2 separate regions of the Homo sapiens genome follow, and region 2 is linked to region 1. Evidence: chromatin loops called from intact Hi-C (ENCODE). Cell type or tissue: PC-3. All regions are shown on one strand. Links, peaks and the distances in the headings refer to the core of each region. The heading gives the core; the rest is flanking DNA.

Evidence for each region. Hi-C counts contacts between places; a loop is a spot of excess contacts. Peaks named below come from ENCODE experiments on the same cell type or tissue, not always from the same donor. Only the 100,000 strongest peaks of a DNase experiment are listed, where the experiment ranks them.
Region 2: it touches region 1 in a loop (2.5-fold over the local background); 2 of 110 quality-filtered maps call a loop at or near these places.

The regions. Positions count from the first base shown.
Region 1 is chr10:74,427,283-74,438,089 of GRCh38, reverse strand. All of the region lies in intron 6 of ADK (adenosine kinase), which reads right to left. Among named protein-coding and RNA genes, the nearest start is that of ADK-AS1, 97 kb to the left of the region's middle. In PC-3, for the core only: no CTCF peak of the experiment used is centred there; DNase peaks (open chromatin) are centred at 4,469 and 5,069; H3K27ac peaks cover 1,543 bases.
Region 2 is chr10:74,498,439-74,509,245 of GRCh38, reverse strand. The region is part of intron 6 of ADK (adenosine kinase); the gene reads right to left. It overlaps ADK-AS1 (ADK antisense RNA 1), which reads left to right. Exons shown (of 5, transcript NR_120673.1): 4 at 831-874; 5 at 2,653-2,748. Among named protein-coding and RNA genes, the nearest start is that of ADK-AS1, 25 kb to the left of the region's middle. In PC-3, for the core only: no CTCF peak of the experiment used is centred there; a DNase peak (open chromatin) is centred at 5,825; H3K4me3 peaks cover 561 bases; H3K27ac peaks cover 2,213 bases.

The DNA of each region.
Region 1 (10,807 bases), core at 1,760-9,759:
TGACAACAGCTCATGGAGGAACAGGGAAAGCTACTTTAGATAGCTAACCAGAAAATGACTCTCTAAGAGGATGGCATTTGAGTTGAATGTTGAAGGTTATACATGAGTCAGCCCTTAGAAAACAGTGAAGAGCATTCCAGGAAGGAGGAGTAAGAGTGAAGGACTTTTGAAGGAAAAGGGCTTGGTTGTTAAAGGAATAATCAATGAGAAAGAACTAGAATAAGATGATATTAGACAGGTAGGAGGAAAGCCATGTAAGACATGTAGGGCTTTATACACCATGGCAGAAAGTTTGGAGTTTATTCTATGAGCAATCATTGGCAGCCATGAGAGGGATTTAAACATCAAAATGTTTTATGCTGGTTTGCATTTTTAAAAGGCCACTCCAGCTATTCTGTGGAGAATGGTTTGAAAGGGTTAAAAAGTAGAAGGAGATCAGTCAGGAGACTATAGCAGTAGGGCAGGAGAAAAATACTAATGGTCTGTAATAGAATGGTAATTGCTGATAAAAGAAGAGTAAATGGGTTCCAGATATAAAGATAGGGACTTATTGAAGGAAAAGAAAAAATCAAGGATGACTCCTAGGGTTTGGCTAGGGCACATGAGTCAAACCCTGCAGTGGTACCATATACAGAGATGTATTAAACATAAGAGAAACAGGATTGACACTGTATATTAAGAAGTCTATTTGCATATAATAATCTAAATAACCAGTTGGTCATTAAGTTTGGAGATCAGAAAAGAGGTATGTGCTAAAAATATACATTTGGAAATAGTTTTTTGGATGGTACTTTTGGCCATGAATCTAACTAAGAAACCTATGACAATAAATACATAAATACCAAAAATATATAAACAAATTAGAGAACTTCAGATTTTTGTCAAACTTTTATTGGTCCAAATTTCTTAGAATTGTTTATGATTAAACATTGTTTTTCACTTATAATATTGCTTCTATCTTTTCTTTTTTCACTTGCTTAGTGTTATGACCACTTTGATTATTTTGTTAATTTTATTTAAAAAGGCTTTAGATTTAATTCTATTTTCTTGTTTTCTATTTCATTACTTTCTGTTTTTGCATTTATCACTACCTGTCCTCCTTTATTTTTCTTAGTGGATTCCTTAAGATTTTCTATATGCAAAATGTCATCTACAAATAAGAGTAGTTTCACTTCTTTCCAACCTTAATGACATTTCTTTCTATTTATTGCTTATTTGCTGTGGCTACTAAAATTTTCAGTAGAAATTTGATTACCCCTAGATTCTGAGATTGTCTCCTATGTTTTTCATAAAAGTTTCATCGTTTTACATTTAAGGCTGTGATCCATTTACTCGATTTTTGTATCAGGTCAAGGTTCACTTTTTGGTCTTTTGGCCACTTTTCACTTTTGACGTCATGTTGCCACAGCAACATTTTGAAAAGGCTATCTTTTCACCAATTAGTTGGCTTTATACCTTTGTCAAAAATCAGTTAAGCATATTATAGGGGCATTTTAATAATTTTTAACTAGAATTTTTTGTTATTTTCTCATCAGTTGCCCTAAGGGTTACAATATACATCTTAATTTATGATAATCTACTGAAGAGTCATGGAAACTTTTTTTTTTTTTTGGAGACAGTAAATGAAGACTAAGAGGATGAAGACCTTTATGATGATTCAATTCCACTTAATGAATAGTAAATATATTTTCTATTCCTTATGATTTCCAGGCTGGAGCGTAGTGGCATGATCTTGGCTCACTGCAACCTCCGCCTCCCAGGTTCAAGCGATTCTCCTGCCTCAGCCTCCCAAGTAGCTAGGACTACAAGCATTTAAAGAGTTTATTATATTAATCTTCTTATTTACCATTCTGGTTTTCTTCATTTCATCTTGTGAATTTAGTTTACCATCTGGTGTCCTTTTCTTACTCACTCCAATAGAGCTTTGTTGCCATGCACCTCCTTTCTGCTGTTATCATCATATACATTACATTCTAATAAGTCATAGGGCCTAAATACAATTATACACAAATTGCTGTATGCATTTGCTTTTAAATGAGTTGAGAGAATAGTGAAGAAATATGTCATTATACTGTCTTTTGTAATTACTTACATAATTACCTTTATTGATGCTCTTTGTTTTTTGTGTATAGATTTAAATTGCTATCTGTTGTCATTTAATTTCAGCTTAAAGAATTTTCTTTAGTATTTCTTGGTAAGGCAGATGTTCCAGCAATGAACACTCTTAGACTTGCTTATCTAGGAAAATATTTCATTTTATTTTTGACATATTTTTGCTGGACATAAGGTTATTTGCTGATGATTTTTTTCTTTCAGCACTTTAAATATGTTATCTCATTACCTTCTGGCTTCATTGGTACCGGTGAGAAGTAAGCTGTTAATTTTGTGTTCCCCTGTTGTGATTTGCTGAGTTTAAGATTTTCCTTTTGTCCTTGTCAAATAGTCAAGATTTTGCTATTATGAGGCCAGGTGTGCATCTCTTTGCATTTATTGTACTTGGTGTTCAAAGAGCTTCCTAGATGTATAAACAAATGTTTTTCAATAAATTTGGGCGGTTTTTTGCCATTTTTTCTTCAAGTATTTTTTTCTGCCTTTATTTTCAGACATAATAGTAGTTATAGCATAGAACTGGGCATGAAAATATCTCCCCATTTACTAACCACATGACTGTGGATAACACACAACATTTTTTGTGTCTCAATTTTCTTAAATGTAAAGGCGGATGAATTATACCAACCATATGTCACCTAATTCATTGGATTACTGTGAGGCTCAAGTTACATAATATCTAATTTAAAAACTAAACATTAAATAAATGTAAATGTATTTTTCCAAGGATAAAGTCTTCATCTATAAACCTTTGATCTCAATTCCATCTAGCAGTTATCACTCTTCCACACTGCATTATCAGTCTTCTGTTCTATCATATCTTCCTTAGACAATATACAAACTCAAATCTCTTATATCTTTAAGCAAACCTTCCCTCTCACCCAACAGTCTTCACTCGATGTAATGTGCCTACTACTACCATCTTTCTGGTGGCATAGTGATTCTTAAACTCTCTGAGGTGAAGGCCAAGTTATTTTTTATCCTCTAGTCCAACATAGACCCATATATAGTGCTACTGTGCATAACTAGTTTACAGATTATATATAAACAACTCACCACAGGTGCTCTCCAACATTCAAAGTCATCCATTCCCTGTTCAATGAGAAATCTGATGATCGTGCACCAGGATGTTGGCAGTGTTAAACAAAATGTATAGGATCCCATTAGTTTGGACTAAGCTCCTGCACTAGGCCCACCAGACCAAACCAAAATGGAGTCACTCAAGCTGAAGTTCCACATCACTAAGCTAAAACATAGTTGTTTATCTTACTTTCCAAGAAATCAGGAGAAACAGATAATAGCCAGATCCCCAAACAGACCAGTTTTAGCTGGTATAAGGAAGTCCCCTCTGCTTTAACCTTTATAAGAAAAGTAATTTTGGAAATACCAATCCACATTTTGTTTTCTGTTTTTGCTTTCCTCAGCCCTTTTCTGTCTATAAAGTCAACTTCCTCTGCTCAGCTTACTGGAATATTCATTCTATTTAATAGAATGAGGTTGTTGTCCGATTTTAGAATTGCAAATAAAAACCAATTAACATCTTTAAATTTGTTGTAATTTTGTATTTGCTGGAAGGGGGTGTAAACTTGTTAAACAGTTTCCAAATAGTCTCAAATTTTATATTTCATTCATTACAGACTAAGATCAAATAGTTCTCAGACTACACTTTTCTCTAATAATTTTTTTTCTATCACCAGTGGTGTAATCAAAATCCATCAGTCATTTTAGACAGCGATGACCTCCTATCTTTCATAACCATCCTTTTCTGTCTCTTCTGTTGATACTAATTTCTTTCTTCACTATTTAGGAAGAATTCCTTAAGATGTTATTTTTGGCATTCTTCCTGTATTCCAAACTCATTATATATATAGAAAATCATTTCTCCCTCTGGATTTACTAAATGAGCCATGATTCTCTCAAGTCATGTAAAAGGGTAACCTCTACCTCATTTTACTTCACCACACACAAATATTCATTTCCAAGGGCTTTTGCATCCTTTCCTACTTTCTTACTTATATCAGCCTCAACCTAGACTAATATAACACCTTTCTAATTAATGTATCTGTAACTAATCTTCCTCACCTCCAATTTAAAGACACATGGTCAAATTAATGTATCCAGCATAGTTTTGATCATAGTAATTCCCTGTGTACTCAAAGTATTTCGTTTTAGCAATCCATACCAGTTTCAGATTTTAACACTGTTACTCTCATATGAATCAACTTTGACAAGTCAACAATTCCTTTAATATAGCTGGCAACTGTAAACATTGGTAAATAGTTACTGAATGACTGACTTAAATGATTATTGGATTCAAATAATTTTGAAAATAAAAAAATCACTCTATACTGTTTATATTATGACTATATACCTTTATATTACTATCCTTACTTTACAAAACTAATCCCATAACCAATGCTATTTTCACATGTCTAATAATACTGCTGCTAGTTTTACTGTTGGATGAACTACATTCTAGCCTCCTGCTGCTACTGAGAAATGCATTAAAGTAGGTCACGTGGTTTTCTTCATGTCAACAAATGATGGCTCAATTAGGCAGATAAGTATCTACAGCCCTCAGCAGAATCTTCAGTCCATTCTTAGCAGTTTAGAAAAGCACTTTGGTTAGCATTAGAGCCAAGGAAAGGAACACTTGTAATTCTTTAAGCATTCAATTAAATTTTTTAAATTCAAGACTGGCTATTGAATGTTTCCAAACAAACAGTGTGGAAGTAGACATTCATCATGAATGAGCACTCTAAAATCTGGTGTGTATGTAAATTTCTTAATGAATGAGATTATGACATTTCTGATACACTGTTTGCAGTATAAACACTTATGGATGATCCATTTTGGTAATTTTGTCATCAACAGATGATTCTATGTTGGTTTGCTAATTAATGGGCAGTGTGTGCATGCATAGAGCCAAAGGCATTTCCAACTAAAAGATACATAGAGCTACTGCTGAGTCACTTAGTAAAGTAAAGCCTTCCAGTTCATGAAAGGAAATCTCAGGAATGCAAAGTAAAAAAGAAAAATCATGAAGCAAAAAGGTTCCAGAATAGACAAATACCTAAATATTTAGACATCAGTTTATCTACTCTTTTCTAAAAATTCAATCTACTGAATTAGATTTTTCCCACCCTAAGAAATTAGAAGGAATTTAAAAAGGAAGTTGAAGATGACACACCACCAGCTCCAGGGCTAGTAAAATTATTAAAATGTATATATAAGTACTCAAAATATATAACAATTTGAGTAACTTAAAATAAAAGCAAATACATGTATACACTTGAAGAGACTCATAGAATAGTCCTATAAGTAACAGACGTTATAGATGATGATCCCGTGTCATGAAGAAAATTGAATTGTATGCATGGAACTGATGAAGAAAGAAAGAACTACATCAATATTTGGAAGAGGAAAATTTAAAGAAGGGTTCACTTCAGCAATAAATGATTATAGATAAATGATACATTCCTAAACTAAGTTTCAATAATACTAAGAGCAGTGCTAAATTTATCTAAATGAAAAAAATACTATCACCATTTATTTCTATTGCCAATACAAGGATGATCAATGTGAGATATCCCTCAATAGCATGGAAATAACAGATATTAATACTGCCTTTTAGCCAACCATCAAACCACTAAGTAGGATCAGATATGGAATATGGCCTGTCTGAATATATTAACAAATCTACAAAAGGATTATGTTGGGGGTTAGGGTAGTGTTGGTGCATTATGAAAGAGAAACAAAAGCAAATGTTTGTGCTACTTTTATTTTAAATAAAAATAAAAATTCTGTTGCTCAGGCTGGAGTGCAGTGGTGCAACCATGGATCACTGCAGGCTTGACCTCCTGGGCTCAAGGGATCCTCCCACCTCAGCGTCTCGAGTAGCTGGGACCTCAGGCACAAGCCACCATGTCTAAATATTATTATTATTATTTTGGTAGAGACAGGGACTTGTTATGTTGACCAGGCTCGTCTTAAATTCTTGGCCTCAGGGATCCTCCCGCCTTGGCCTCCTAAAGTGCTGGAATTATAAGCATGAGCCACTGCATCTGCCAACACTACTTATTAAAGAAGAGCTCAGAAAGCCTTTTGTCTATGGAATTTAATTTTTTCAGGTCCCTACTAAAGAGATAAATGTATCTTATTGATTGACTGAGATAGAGTCTTGCTCTGTTGTCCAGGCTGGAGTGAAATGTATCTTACTGATTGATTGATTGATTGATTGGAGACAGAGTCTTGCTCTGTTGCCCAGGCTGGAGCACAGTGGCACAATCTAGGCTCACTGCAACCTCCGCCTCCCAGGTTCAAGCAATTATCGTGCCTCAGCCTCCCGAGCAACTGAGATTACAGGTGCCAGCTACCACACCTGGCTAATTTTCGTAGTTTTAGTGGAGATAAGATTTCACCATGTTGGGCATGCTGGTCTCAAACTCCTGACCTCAAGTGATCTGCCCACCTCGGCCTCCCAAAGTGTTGGGATTACAGGCATGAGCCACCATGCCCGGCCTCAGATGCATTTAAAGACTGATTTATTCAAGTCCCCTTATCCTGATTCTGCAGTCGCCATTACATTCCAATGCAAGTTTGCCTAAAGAAACAGATATGCGGATTAAGCAGACACAAACATTTGGGCCGATGTGATAACTACATTTCCTACTATAAATAAATAAGGCAATCTATTGGTTTCTGTAATCATTCTCTTGGAACCTGGTAAATGGAATCATTCTTGCCTCCTTTCCTTTTCTCATATCCAACTGTCAGCCCATCAGAAAAATTTTTGTGAGCTCTTCTTCAAAACATATCTAGAATCTGAACCATCTTTAACACTTCCACCATAAGTCTAAGCTACCATCATCTCTCACATGGGCAGCCTCTTTTTTTTTTTTTTTTTTTTTTTTTGAGACGGAGTCTCGCTCTGTCGCCCAGGCTGGAGTGCAGTGGCGGGATCTCGGCTCACTGCAAGCTCCGATGGGCAGCCTCTTAATAGTTCCCCATGCTTCAACACTTGCCCAACCACCATCTATTTTCTATATAGCAGCCACATCTTATAGACCTGGCTCATAGCTGCCTTGTAGAACTCATCTCCTTCCAGCCGCCTTGCTCTGTCTCAAACACTCTAGGCATATTTCCTTCTCAAGGCCTCTGTGCTTGTTCCCTCTGCTTGAAATGTGCTTTCCCCAAACAGCTGTATGGCTTTTTTCTTCACTTCCTTCAGGCCTCTTCTGAATGTCAACTTAACCATCAAGTCATTCTCTACTATTTATTCCCTACTATATATTGAGAGGTGGTAGAATGTAAGAATTAAAAGCTTAGAGGCAGTCTAAAGTAATGAAAATTGATGTTCCTTTTAAAAAATAATTTTTTATTTTTATAAAATGAGATGGGGTCTTGCTACGTTGACCAGGCTGGTCATGAACTTCTGGCCTCAAGCAATTCTCTCATCTCGGCCTCCTAAAATGCTGGGATTACAGGTGTGAGCCATTACGCCCAGCCAAAAATTGGTGTTCATACAAAAACTTATGTGCAAATATTCACAGCAGCTTTATCTGTAATAGCTCCAAACTGGAAACAACCAAGATGTCTTTCAATAGGTGAACAGAGGGAAGTGGGTGGGCAACATGAAGGATCATTGTGGTGACAGATATATTTGGAGCCTTGACTATATCAGTGTCAATATGATGGTTATGATATGGTTCTATAGTTTTGTAAGAAGTTACCTCGAGAAACTGAGTAAAAAGTACATGAGATCTCTCTGTATTATATTACAACTGCATGTGAATCTACAAATTATGTCAAAATAAAAAAAATTAATTAAAAAAAGCTTGGACACAAGCCAGTCTGATGGATTCAAAATCCTGGGTCTGCTACTTTTAGCTGTGAAACCTGGAGAAAGTTAACACCTCCGTGCCTCTGTTTCTTCATCAATAAAATAGAGGTAATAATAGTACCAATCTAATAAGGTTGTTTGAGGTAAAGGAATTACTATATGTAAAGATCTTAGAATGGTATGTGGCCCAGAGTAAGTATCATATGAGTATTAGCTACTATTGTTAATAATTTTAGAGAATAATGTCTACTATATTGTCTATTTTAACATATGCTCCCGATTCACAGTATAACACTATCTGGTACATAATAGGCACTGGATAAATATTTGTTGAATGAAAACATGAAAGCTCCTGATAGATGAATTTGCTTTTAGTGTACTGACAGAATCACTCTTCTGGATATCCAAGTTTGAGAGTATCACTAGTCAAACATTTTTTCCTTTTATATTTGTATAACTGATTATGGTATACCATAAACATTTTCTATGTTAGACAGTTCCTGCTCCTCTTCTGGTCATGAAAACTTTCTTAGCTCAAAGTCTATTAATATTATACCTAACTTGATTGAAAGAACTGATAGATATTTTTTAAATCTCTTTCTTCCCTACTCCCACAACAGATATGAATTATGGTAATAAGACCACTTGACTAAAGAATATGCAAGTGTCTGCAAATAATTCTAACCATCTTTTTCATGCATATAAAAATTGCTCAGAATTAATTCTTAAAATTGGGATAGTTTGTTGCAAGTTATGACTTCACTGTATTAAACTACTATCATGTGTTGAATCTCAAATTGATCCTAGGTAACATAATTTAATGTTGTAAGAGACATAAAGTCAATGCAATAATGCATTTCATAATTAGCACAAAATCAGTTCCCTGACTGAATAGTTTGAATAATATTCAACTAAGAAGATTTGCCAAGTGTCTTTTATGACTCTCCACTATTAGTCTACTTTAAGATGTTTTTCCCTGCAAGTTCTCTGTAACTTTAGGACAATTTATCTAAACTTTTCCATTGGCAATCATTTCAATGTACAAAAAGTTCCAAAAATAAAAACACAGAAAATACCTTTATCCATTTTCATCTGTTGTCACATTTTTACCTCATTTTCTTTATCATCTATGTTCAGTTGTATTCTTTCTTTTTCTGTATGTATGCATAATATTCTCTTGTGATTGAGTTGAGATGCATTCTGGGCCAGAAACTGCATAGATGATGTTGTGTACTTCTCAGGGACAGATAAACACATAAGGAGGCAAACAATGTTCATTTGACTCTCACTGGAGGTGATACTTGTGATCACCCTGTCAATGTGTTGTCTGATTTCTCCACTGCATTGTTGCTGTTTTTCTCTTCTCCCATACAACATTTCAAGACCATGTAAATATTCTGTTCTTCATCAACATGTCTGTCCTCTTAGATGTTACAACCATTGATGATTTTTGCCTGATCTAATCTTTAACATGATGACTGCAAAATGAGGTTTCCTTGTTTTGTTTTTTCCCAACTCTAGCACAACCTCCACATTTGCTGGTCAACTTTCAGCATGCCACTGTAAGTAAAATATCTTCATTTTCTATCCATCCACCCATTAGTGATTGGAATGGTCTTATAAAGTTCTTTATTTCCAACAGCTTATAATTCATTACTGTATTTAATTATTTGATGCTCAAATTGCCCTAGATTTGACCAGTGGGGAACTCTTCAAGCTAGATTCTGTATACTTAACAAACAACTTATCTTACTTTTTAGCATTTCCTTACTTTTTGGCATTACAACATGTTCTAGGTTCATCTTGTACCTACCCTGCCCCAGACTGAAGCCAGTCATTTGAGTGAAGAGCTTTAGTTTTAGTAGGCATTAGGGACTGAACTGTGCTCCTCAAAAAGTCATAATCAGGTACTAACCCTGTGAATGTGAGCTTATTTAGAAACGGGGTCTTTGGAAGTTAAGATAAAGTCACAGTGAATTAGAGTCGGCCCTAATGAGTGGATTACTCTGATAAAAAGAGTAAAATTTGGACAGGTAAACATAGGGTGAATGTCATATGACAATGAAGGCAGGAATTGAAGTTATAATGTCACAAACCATCAAGCTCCAAGGATTATGCACAACCACCAGAAGCTAGGAGAGAGGTATGGATAGGTTCTCCCTCTGCCTCCCCAAGAAGGAACCAACCCCACAAACACCTTCGGTTTGGAGCTCTGGCCGCCTGAACTATGAAAGAATAAATTTCTGTTAAGTTTACGGTAATTTATTACAGCAGCCTTAGGAAACTAACAGTGGGAAATAACGCTAGGTGTGTCACTACTATTGTGACTTCGCTCCTTTGCTCTTTCAGCAATAGAGCTAAGAAATATATGAATGTCTCTTCACACACACACACACACACACACACACACATACATATACATATACAAAAATACATGCACACACATCAACAGATACATACACACACAGAAATGTCCATATGTACACAGACACCTCCAATCCAATTCCTCTACACAGAATTCTTACCTGTCTTCCTCCTGTCTATATGTTTGTCCCTTCTTCCATAGTGAGAAACCAGGCTCACTCATTTGCTCAAAATAGTCTCTGATTTAGTTTGCCCATACCATTAAAATAAACCTATAGGCCGGGCACGGTGGCTCACACCTGTAATCCCAGCACTTTGGGAAGCCAAGGCAGGTGGATCACAAGGTCAAGAGATCGAGACCATCCTGGCTAACACGGTGAAACCCCGTCTCTACTAAAAATACAAAAAATTAGCCAGGCGTGGTGGTGGGCACCTATAGTCCCAGCTACTCGGGAAGCTGAGGCAGGAGAATGGCGTGAACCCAGGAGGTCG
Region 2 (10,807 bases), core at 1,385-9,384, 72 kb before region 1:
ACTCCAACCTGGCGACAGAGTGAGACTCCGTCTCAAAAAAAAAAAAAAATCATAATGTATTCCATGAATATGTACAATTATTATTTGTAAATTATTTTTAAAAAAGCAGTAAACTAAGCCAGGCCCAGCTGCATGCACCTGTAGTTCCAGCTATTTAGGAGGCTCAAGTGGGAGGATAGGGTGAGGCCAGGAGTTCAAGGCTATCTGCACAATGATCACACCTGTGAATAACTACTGCATTCTGGTCTTGGTAACATATTAATAGCAAGACCTTGTTTCTTATAAAATAAAAATGTGTGTTTCTTATAAAATAAAAATATAAAAGCAATAGAGTAGAAACATATATATCAAATCAGACAAGCTATAATTTACCCTTTTATATATTATGTATAATTTAAACACATATGCATGCATCTAAAATAACACAATACAGTCTTAAAGGACACATCCAAATGTAAGAGCCATATCAAACACATTAAGAGTACCCATGGTGGGAAGAGATCAGGAGTGATATGAAAAATAAAAAAAGAGAGAAACTATGCCTAAGTCAGATGAAGATAATTTGATAAGACCCAAGGAGAATTAACTCAATTCTCCTTAGTTTAAACCAACTAGTAAACTTATTTTAAAAATTTTTGCTAATCTGTCTACTTATTAACTATGTGACTCTGGACAACATTAACTTTACTAGGCTTTACTGTTCTCACCTGTAAAATGGGAATAATAATGTCTCTCAAGGGTTGTGAGAATTAAATAAATGCTTAATATAGTTCTTGGCCTATAGTATGCATTCCATACATATTTACATTGTATTGATATTATTCCTCTAGAAATAACAAGAAAGTTAGAAAGTCTTCTGCCTCCCATCAGAAAAGTGAGTTTTATGTTACAACTGTTAGTTACAGTGCTGAACAAAAGTATGCTCTTTAAAGATCAACAGTTTGGTGTTTCCTTTGAAATACATATACATAAAGCAAAATCCATCATTCCCTTTTAAAAAGCTATCCCTGCCTCCTTTCTCTCCTTGATTTAATCATCCTATATCTTGCTGACAGATTAATCACCCTAATCACTCTTCTTTTCCTAGTAAATTGAATCCAAATGCCTCACACCCCAGCATTCAAAGTGCTCCACGATAGTACTCCAACTTATAGTAAACCAGCTGTAATCTACATTACTTCATAACATATGTCCTTGCTTCAGTCATATAGAATAATTTGCTTCTCCCAAAATAAATCTTGAGTTTTTATGTTTTTCCTTCTATCTGAAATGTCCACTACCTCTACATGTTAGAATTTACCAACATGTCAATGCCCATTTAAAATCTAACAAATTCTTTCTTCATTCCCACTAACAGATGTACACATTCTTCTTTGAATGCCCATAATATGTGATATTATGAAATAAATGAGGGTAATTATTTTATTTTACTTAATGATATAAGCAACTTGTATTTGTCTTACCACTCTGACCTGACCATAACCTTAAAGGGAAGAGCACTTCTTACTTTTTTTGTTTGATACAGCAAAAAGCACAGAAAATTTTTAAATATGTGATTACATTTTTGTTAAGATGCTACACAAAATCCCATGTCACTAGAATGTGTTTTCAAATTTGTTTTTTTGTTTTTTTTTGAGAGGGGATTTCACTGTCACCAGGCTGGAGTGGAGTGGCACGATCTCGGCTCACTGCAACCTCTGCCTCCTGGGCTCAAGCGATTCTCCCACCTCACAGCCTCCACAGAAGCTGAGACTACAGGTGTGCACCACCACACCTGGTTAATTTTTGGATGTTTTGTAGAGATGGGGTTTTACCATGTTGCCCAGGCTGGTCTCAAACTCCTGGGCTCAAGCGATCTGTCCACCTCAGCCTCCCAAAATGCTGGGATTACAAGTGTGAGCCACTGTGCCCAGTCTAGAAAGCAATTTTGAAAAAAAGAGAAAAAAGAAAGACTGCTGCCTTTTCACATGCTTATGGAAGAATGCATTCATTTTAGAGTTGAACAACTCTCTCAAATTCAGAGAATCTGAAACTTTCCCAGTTTACAGTGTTTTTAGTGTTTTTGTTATTTTTTTCATTTTTTCATGGTATGCTAACAAATGCCTAACAGTCCTGTTTAATGTTAAGTCCAAACAATTTAATAAGTACTAGCTTCAGAATTTAATACTCAGTTAAGAAAAATACATATAAATTGAAAAAAGTTTTTAAAATCTCATTAAAAAATAACTACAATACAGTTGACCCTTGTACAACTTGGGTTTGAACTGCATGGATCCACTTGTGTGTAAAAATTTTTTCAAGAAGTATATCAGAAAATTTTTTGGAAATTTGTGATAGTTTGAAATACTCTACAGACAAACTGTGTAGCCTAGAAATATTGATAAAAATTGTTAAGTATGTCATGAACTCATAAAGTATATGTAGATACTATTTTATCACTATCATAAAACTATAAAAATGTATTATAAAAAGTTAAAATCTATCAAAACTTACACAGGCAAACACTTACAGACCATACACGGCAGCATTTGAGTCAAGAGAAATGTAAACAAATGTAAAAATTCAGTATTAAATCCTAACTGCATAAAATGAACTGCAGTAAATACTGTACTATTGTAACAACGTTGTAACTACCACCTGTTGCTTTTGCAGTGAGCTCAAGTGTTGTATCCATTGAAAATGACATCTGATGCTAATCATCTCTGAGTGAACCCTACATCTTACAGTAAATTGCATATTGCAATAAAAAGTGATCTCTCATGGTTCTTGAATTATTTTTCATCATGTTTAGTGCAATACTGTAAATCTTGAACATCACCATGGGACCCATATGAAATGTCACTAGTGATGCTGGAAGTGCTCCCAAGAAGCAGAGAAAAATCATTACAAAAAAAAGCTGACTTGCTTGATATGTACCGTAGATTGAGGTCTGCAGCTGTGGTTGCCCACCATTTCAAGATAGATGAATCCAGTGTAAGGACCATTGTGGTTGGGGGAGGACTTTGTGGAGCCATCACTGCAGCTACGACAGCAGGCATGAAAACCTTGAAGTTTCTGTAAAATATCTTTTTATCTTATATTTAAAATACAATGTGAGTACAGAATTGCTATAAGAAAGGCATACTCTAGTAAGACTTGAAGTCATTATATGACAACTTAAAGCAAAAGGAAGGTGAAGGATTTAAAGCTGGAGAATTTAATGTCAGCAAAGGATGGCTTGACATTTTTAGAAAGAGGTTTGGCTTCAAAAAATGGATAAGAGGAGAAGTAACTTCTGCTGACAAAGAAGTACCTTGTCAGTAAGGAACTGTCTTTTAAATTTCTTTAGATATTGAACAATGCCCCGGGTCACCCACACCAGGAGTTCAACAACAAAGGTGTCAAAGTGGTCTACTTGCCATCAAACACAATATCTCTAATTCAGATCTAGATTAGGGGGTCATAAGGACCTTTAAAGATCATTACACATGGTAATCTATAGAAAAGATTGTCAATGCTATGGAAGTAGACCTCAACTTAGAGAACACCAAGGATATCTGAAAGAATCAAATCATGGAAAACGCCATTGTTACAAAAGTAGCCATGAAAGCCATCAAGCCCAAAAAAATAAATTGATGCTAGAGAAAAACTGTGTCCAATGGTGTATATGACTTCATAGGATTTACAACAGAGTCAATCAAGGATATCATAAAAGAGACTGTGGATATGGCAAAAAAAAAAAAAAAAAAGTGGGGGGAAGTTGAAGAGTTTCAAGATACGGATCTTGGAGTAATTCAAGAGCTAACAGACACCATATCACAGGAATTAACAGAAGATGACTTGATGGAGATGAGTGCTTCCAAATCAGTGCCAGATGATGAGAAAGAAGATGTAGAATAAGTAGTGCCAGAAACAAATTCATATTAGACCATATAACAGAATGATTCCAGTTATTCAAAAGACTGCTTTTGACTTCTTTTACAACATGGACCCTTCTATGATATGGGCACTGAACCAAAAGCAAAAGGTGGAAGGATAGGTGCCATATAGAAACATTTTTAGAGTAACATTTTTAGGGAAATGAAAAATAAGACAGAAATTACAACGTATTTCTGTAAAGTTACACTGAGTATGCCTACCTCTTCTGCCATCCTTTCCACCTCCTTCATCATTTCCACCCCTGCTACCCCTGAGACAGGAAGACCAGCTCTTCCCCACCCTCCTCTTCAGCCTGCTCAGTGTGAAGACTACTAGGATGAAGATGTTTATGATGATCCACCTCCACTTAATGAACAATAAATGTATTAGTCCGTTTTCACACTCCTATAAAGAACTGCCCAAGACTGACTAATTTATAAAGAAAAGAGGTTTAATTGACTCACAGTTCTGCATGGCTGGGGAGGCCTCAGGAAACACAATCATGGCAGAAGGGGAAGCAGGCATGTCATACATGGCAGCAGGCGAGAGAGGGCACATGAGAGAGGAACTGTCAAACACTTATAAAACTAACAGGTTCCACGAGAACTCACTATCACAAGAACAGCATGGGGGAAATGGCCCCCATGATCTAATGACCTCCTAACAGGTCCCTCCCTTAACATGTGGAGATTATGGGGATTAAAATTCGAGATGAGATTTGAGTGGGGAAGCAGAGCCAAACCATATCAATGAATATATTTTCCTTATGATTTTCTTTTCTCTAGCTTACTGTGTTACAAAAATACACTGTATAATACATATAATATACAAAATACATGTTCATCAATGATTAATGTTACAGGTAAGGCTTCTGGTCAACAGTAGGCTCTTAGTAAAGTTTCTGGGGAGTCAAAAGTTATACATGGATTTTCAACTACCCGGGGGAGGGGAGTGCCTCTAACCCCCGGCACTGTTCAAGGGTTAACTGTATTTACTAAATGAATATGTATGCTTATGGAATACTGCACACTCTTCAAGCCTTGTATTCCAAGTGGATACTGCTACCTTCATTTCCCATTCTGCATTGATTTTTCAGGAGGTACATATTAAAAAAAAAACAACAACAGTAATTATTTTTTAAAAAGACATCATCCAAAAGGAATGTAGCAAAATTTAATTTTGAAACCGATATAAAATATCCTGTAGCACTCTTGTGAGTCTGCTGCAGTACCCTGGGGTGTCAGTGCACAGTTTCGGAACTGTGGCTCTACTTGAATTAAACACCTTGAGATAAGTCTTTTTATTTGAGAGAGCTAAAGCCCTTCTTGAGCATGGTTCAGAGTACTTGGAAAATGGAAGTACTTTATTCTGTATGAGGTAGCGTAAGTAAATCTGTGTATCAGGGTGGGATTCTGGAGAGCAAAGTAAGAGGATTTTATAAAGAGATGGACCCTGACAAGATGATGGCAGCTGGGTGCCCTGGAGATAAAATATGGCGAGTAAAAAATTGCCTGTGCCTGGGATGAGTGAACAACTTCAGTAATGCTGATAACTAGTAATCAGTTTTGTTTCTTATCCTATGTAGTGTTATAATCCTTCTCCATCAACTTAAACCTTCCACAAAAATTAGCTCTTTACTTCCCTAATATGTGTATAAATAATAATTTTTCTGCCCAATGAAGTTTTAATCTTTAAACTATTATCTCTTTGTCTCAAAATGCAGTGTCTAAGGTCCTATCAATTTTAATTATACAGCAACTCCTGGAACTATGTCATCCTTCCTATTAATATAACTTTAGTTGATAACTCTCATTACTTTGTAAACCCTACTGCAACACTTTCCTGCTCTGGCAAAGCTCCTTTGTTCAAAAAACCTTAAATGACTCATTTCCTAAACAATAGTAGCTCAAGTTCCTGAAGTGGCATTAAAAATCCTCTAAATCTGACAGTAATCTATCTTTCCTATATAATCTCTGATGACTCACATCCACAAAACTCTTACTTTGACCATATGGAGTTTCTAGCTAGCCTAAGTATAAATCCTGTACCTTTCTATATCCTTTCCTTTGCTGGTGATATTTATTCACTCTGTAGAATCTGCTCTTCCTTTTCTACTTGGTCAACTAAAGCAAGGACTGGCAAGTGTTTTCTGTAAAATGCCCCAATAAATATTTTAGGTTTGCAGGCCACATGGTATCTGTTGCAACCACTCAACTCTGCTATTGTAGCGTATGGCTCATAGGCCATACTTTGTTGACCTCTGAACTAAAAGGAAAGAAGAAAATACATACTAAGTAGAAATGAAAACAACAACCCAGATAAAAATAACATTGGAGATAAATATTAATAGAAAATCCATTTAGTGTGGTAATGAGAGTGTAGCTTCCTCTTAGTAACGAACTACATAAAGAAATTGAAAACTAAGGCAGATTTAGAGAGAAAGAAACGATATAATTACATTTCCTAAAGTTTTCCCTTAAAATGAGGACATCTGACTATTTTCTGAGGCTAGCACTAAATCAATACAAGTCCTTTACATTTGAGTATAACACCCAATTTCCAGGGGGTAATACATTATCTTGCTTTAATTGCTGCTGCTTTCTATCTCTAACTCCCAACCTGACTCAAATGTTTCTCCCTAGATGCCTCTGAGAATAGTTTCGTTGAAAACAGATCTTCTAGCTTCATCACAAGACAAGGTCATTTATATAATTTTTTTACAATGTGAGTGCTTTCGTCTATTGAAAGAAACAAAAAATTATCAAGTGGTAGAATGTGCTAATAATTATGCAAAAATTATTTTGAAATTTTTTTTAATTTAAAAAAGTGAATTGCAATCATAGAAGGTTGCAGTTCATAAGCCAGGCCAATGTAGACTACATTTAAAATATAGGTGCCTTCTGTGATTGTGAAAGTGCTGCAGGGAATAAACCTCTTCTAATTTAAACTATGGCTTGCTTTTTGGCAAATTACTGCAATAAACACTCTCTATGTCTACATTTCTTATATGTGGCACAAAGGAAGCTATGCTTCTTTTTGTATTTACTTTTATGTTAGTTTACTTTTAAACTAACACTTGTAGTATGTTCCCAGAAAAAAATTTAAAAAAAATAGCAATTGATAATAAAGCAGCATGCAGTAGTTTAAAAAGAAATCACTGGGCTAAAAATCCAGATACTCAAATTCTGGCCTGGGTTTGGACTAGCTACTAGGCAATCTTAGTGATATATAGTATTTAATCTTGATGAGTTTTAGTTTTTTCATTTGTGAAAAACAGGAGATTGGGTTGGATGACCTTGAGAAACACCTTCATTTCAAAAATTCTAGAATTCAGTTAAGTCTTAAATCAACTGATTTCTTTAAAAAATTGAGGTAAAATTCACATAAAATTATATTCACAGTGTTGTGCAACCATGACCTCTATCTACTTCTCAACATTTTTAGCACCCCAAGAAGAAACCCTATCTTCCCATTAAAAAGTTATTCCCCATTCCTCACTCCCCACAAGTCCCTGGCAACTACCAATCTGCTTTTGTTTCTGTGGATTTACCTATTATGGATACTTCATATAAATGGAATCATACAATATGTGATCCTTTATGTCTGGCTTCGTCCATTTTCTTGATATTGAGGTTCACTCACATTCTATCATGCATCAGTACTTTATTCTTTTTTATGAACGAATGATATTCCATTGTATGGATCTATCACAATGTATCTTCCTGCTTGTGGACATTTGGGTTGTTTCCATAACAATTTTTTTGCATAATATTTTCAGAAGCCATAAATAACATAAAAACATGTACACATCAAAGGTGCACTTTTAAAAAAGATTTAAAGGGATATTCTGAATAGGGAGTCCCTTTTATCCAGAAATTGACAAATCTTGGTGAGCCAGAAATGAAACTAATTGTAACTTCTGATTCATGAAACTAATAATTGAGGTTTTAGTGGAAATTTTATAAACACGAAATTTTATATATGATGAAGAAGTTTAAGAAATACATGGATCAGGCTCTGAAAGAGAAGCAGAGAATACAAGTGATCTTGAAGTACCTAATTGAAGATGATTCTTCTTTTTGGCCATATTTTATCATAAAGTGATTTTAACTGTTTTAACTTAACAGAACACAAAACAGTGATTTTTCTCCAGTTACTACCAGACACAGTTGTTTTAAATCTGAGTTAAAAATGGCAAAAATGCAATGATTTTTTTCTGTGTAATTGTTTTGGCTCTCTGAAGTTTGCATTGTTTATTTCTATGAAAGTATCACTTTATAAGTGGAAAATGACTAAGCTGAAAGCTATTGTTTATATCCTTCAGAGTGGTCAGTGTTTCTGTTTTTGATAAAAGCTAAATGTGAAATCATTTTCTGTAACATAGGAAAGAGCCAAACTGTCAGTAAATGCACTTATATTGACCCTGACATTTTCTTCTTAGGTGCTGCCAACATGTCAAAAGGAAAGGATTGCTTTCAGACATCAATAATTTCTTTATTGCTGAAGCAAATCCTGATTGCTGCAGGATTAATATCTATCCATTTGCACCAGTAGCACAAGAAGTCAAAAAGGGATAGATAGCCCTTGACACTAGATAGCAAACATTTCAAACCAGTTTCTCACTTGCTCCATGACATCGGAATATGTCACTTAAATGTTATTTTTCAAAAACCATATATTACTCAGACATTGTTTTCTGAGCTTTATGAAGTTATATGATTTGATGTAATTTTTAAAATAAGAAAAGTGACTAAAATACATTTTTAATACTCACATAGGATAGTAGTTCTCAAAGTATAATTTCTGAATCACTCGGAAAGTTGCTCAAAATGCAATATCTTGGTCATACCCCAGACTTACTGAATCAGAAACCTGTGTGGGTAGGACACAGCAACCTGTGTTTTCCCAAGCCCTCCAGGTGGTTTTGCAAACCACTGACTAAAAAAACACTGAAATATCCATTTATTATCCTTATGATTTTTATCCATCCAGGAAAATTCAGAATCTTCACGAAGATGGCAAAAAGGAGGCCTACTACAAAATGTAAAACTTGACTGGAGTGGGGGAAAAAGTAGAGTAGTCAAGGCTGTAATACAGAACACTGTATTGCAGAAACACTAGAGGTAGTGTTTCTTTGTTCCAAGAGGCAGTTCTAATATGATCTGGATAAAAAATGAGGCTTAGTTTCCCGGCCACTATGGCACTGGCCTGACACAACAGTTCTGCTACTACTTGGCTTCTATTTCGGGCTTCCAAATTATTTCCCATGAAAACAGAGTTCTGCAGCTACAAATATTTGATCTATTAATCCTCTCATTTTGCAGATGAAATTAACAGTGCAGAAAGGTTGTTTAACTCACCCAAGCTCATACAACTAATGATTTGAGGAGGCAACAGCATTCATCTATTGACTTATCTACCTGCTCACTCTTTCATACACATCCCTGCCATTGTTCCATAATTAGTGAGACAACCTAAAAAAAATGATCAGAGAAAACAGAACAGTATAAGATTGGGGAGAAAAAGAAATACATGGCAGAGGCGTCTTGAATTAGCTCTGAATTTGTTTCCAATTTCTTGACAGTGAAAGCAAAAAGTAAGACATGCCTAGTTATCTACTTTTCATGCTTGAAGAGATAAAAATGTCACTTTTTTTTTTTTGAGATGGAGTCTCGCTCTGTCGCCCAGGCTGGAGTGCAGTGGCGCGATCTCTGCTCACTGCAAGCTCCGCCTCCCGGGTTCACGCCATTCTCCTGCCTCAGCCTCCTGAGCAGCTGGGACTACAGGCGCCCGCCACCACGCCTGGCTAATTTTTTGTATTTTTAGTAGAGATGGGGTTTCACCGCTTCAGCCAGGATGGTCTCGATCTCCTGACCTCGTGATCCACCCGCCTCGGCCTCCCAAAGTGCTGGGATTACAGGCGTGAGCCATTGTGCCCGGCCAAAAATGTCACTTTCTTATAAGAAACACGTGATTCTAAAATAAACTTTTCATAGGGTCTTTAATATGTTAAACATTAATACAGAAGACTATGTTGTCCTCAACAACTTCTCAACAGCAAGCTCAGTCTGTTTATTGTGGTATTCCTCAATGAAAGATTAAGGCTTCAATATAAAAAACAACTCAGAATTTAGCCAGGTGTGATGGCACACGCCTGTAGTCCCAACTACTAGGGAGGCTGAGGTAGGAGGATTGCTTGAGCCCCAGAGTTTGAGGTTGCAGTGAGCTATGATCATACCACTGCAATCCAGCCTGGGTGACAGAGTGGGACCCTGTCTCAAAAAACACAAAGCAACAAATCAATACATGTCAGGGTAAAGAGTTTTTCTGTAAACTGTTTTCAAGTAAACAGTTTTTCTGATAGTCCAAGCATAAAATGTAGAGTTTTTTGTCCTTGTGATAGTTTACTGAGAATGATGGTTTCCAGCTTCATCCATGTCCCTACAAAGGACATGAACACATCATTTTTTATGGCTGCATAGTATTCCATGGTGTATATGTGCCACATTTTCTTAATCCAGTCTATCATTGTTGGACATTTGGGTTGGTTCCAAGTCTTTGCTATTGTGAATAGTGTACATGTTCTCACTCATAGGTGGGAATTGAACAATGAGAACACATGGACACAGGAAGGGGAACAACACACACAAGGCCTGTTGTGGGCTGGGGGAAGGGGAGAGGGATAGCATTAGGAGATAAACCTAATGTTAAATGACAAGTTAATGGGTGCAGCACACCAATATGGCACATGTATACATATGTAACTAACCTGCACGTTGTGCACATGTACCCTAAAACTTAAAGTATAATAAAAATAAAAAATAAAGTGTAGAGTTATTAGAGAAAAGGATAGATTATATGTTTCTCAAATAATCTTTTATCAATAGCAGTTCTCTAAAGCAGAATGAGA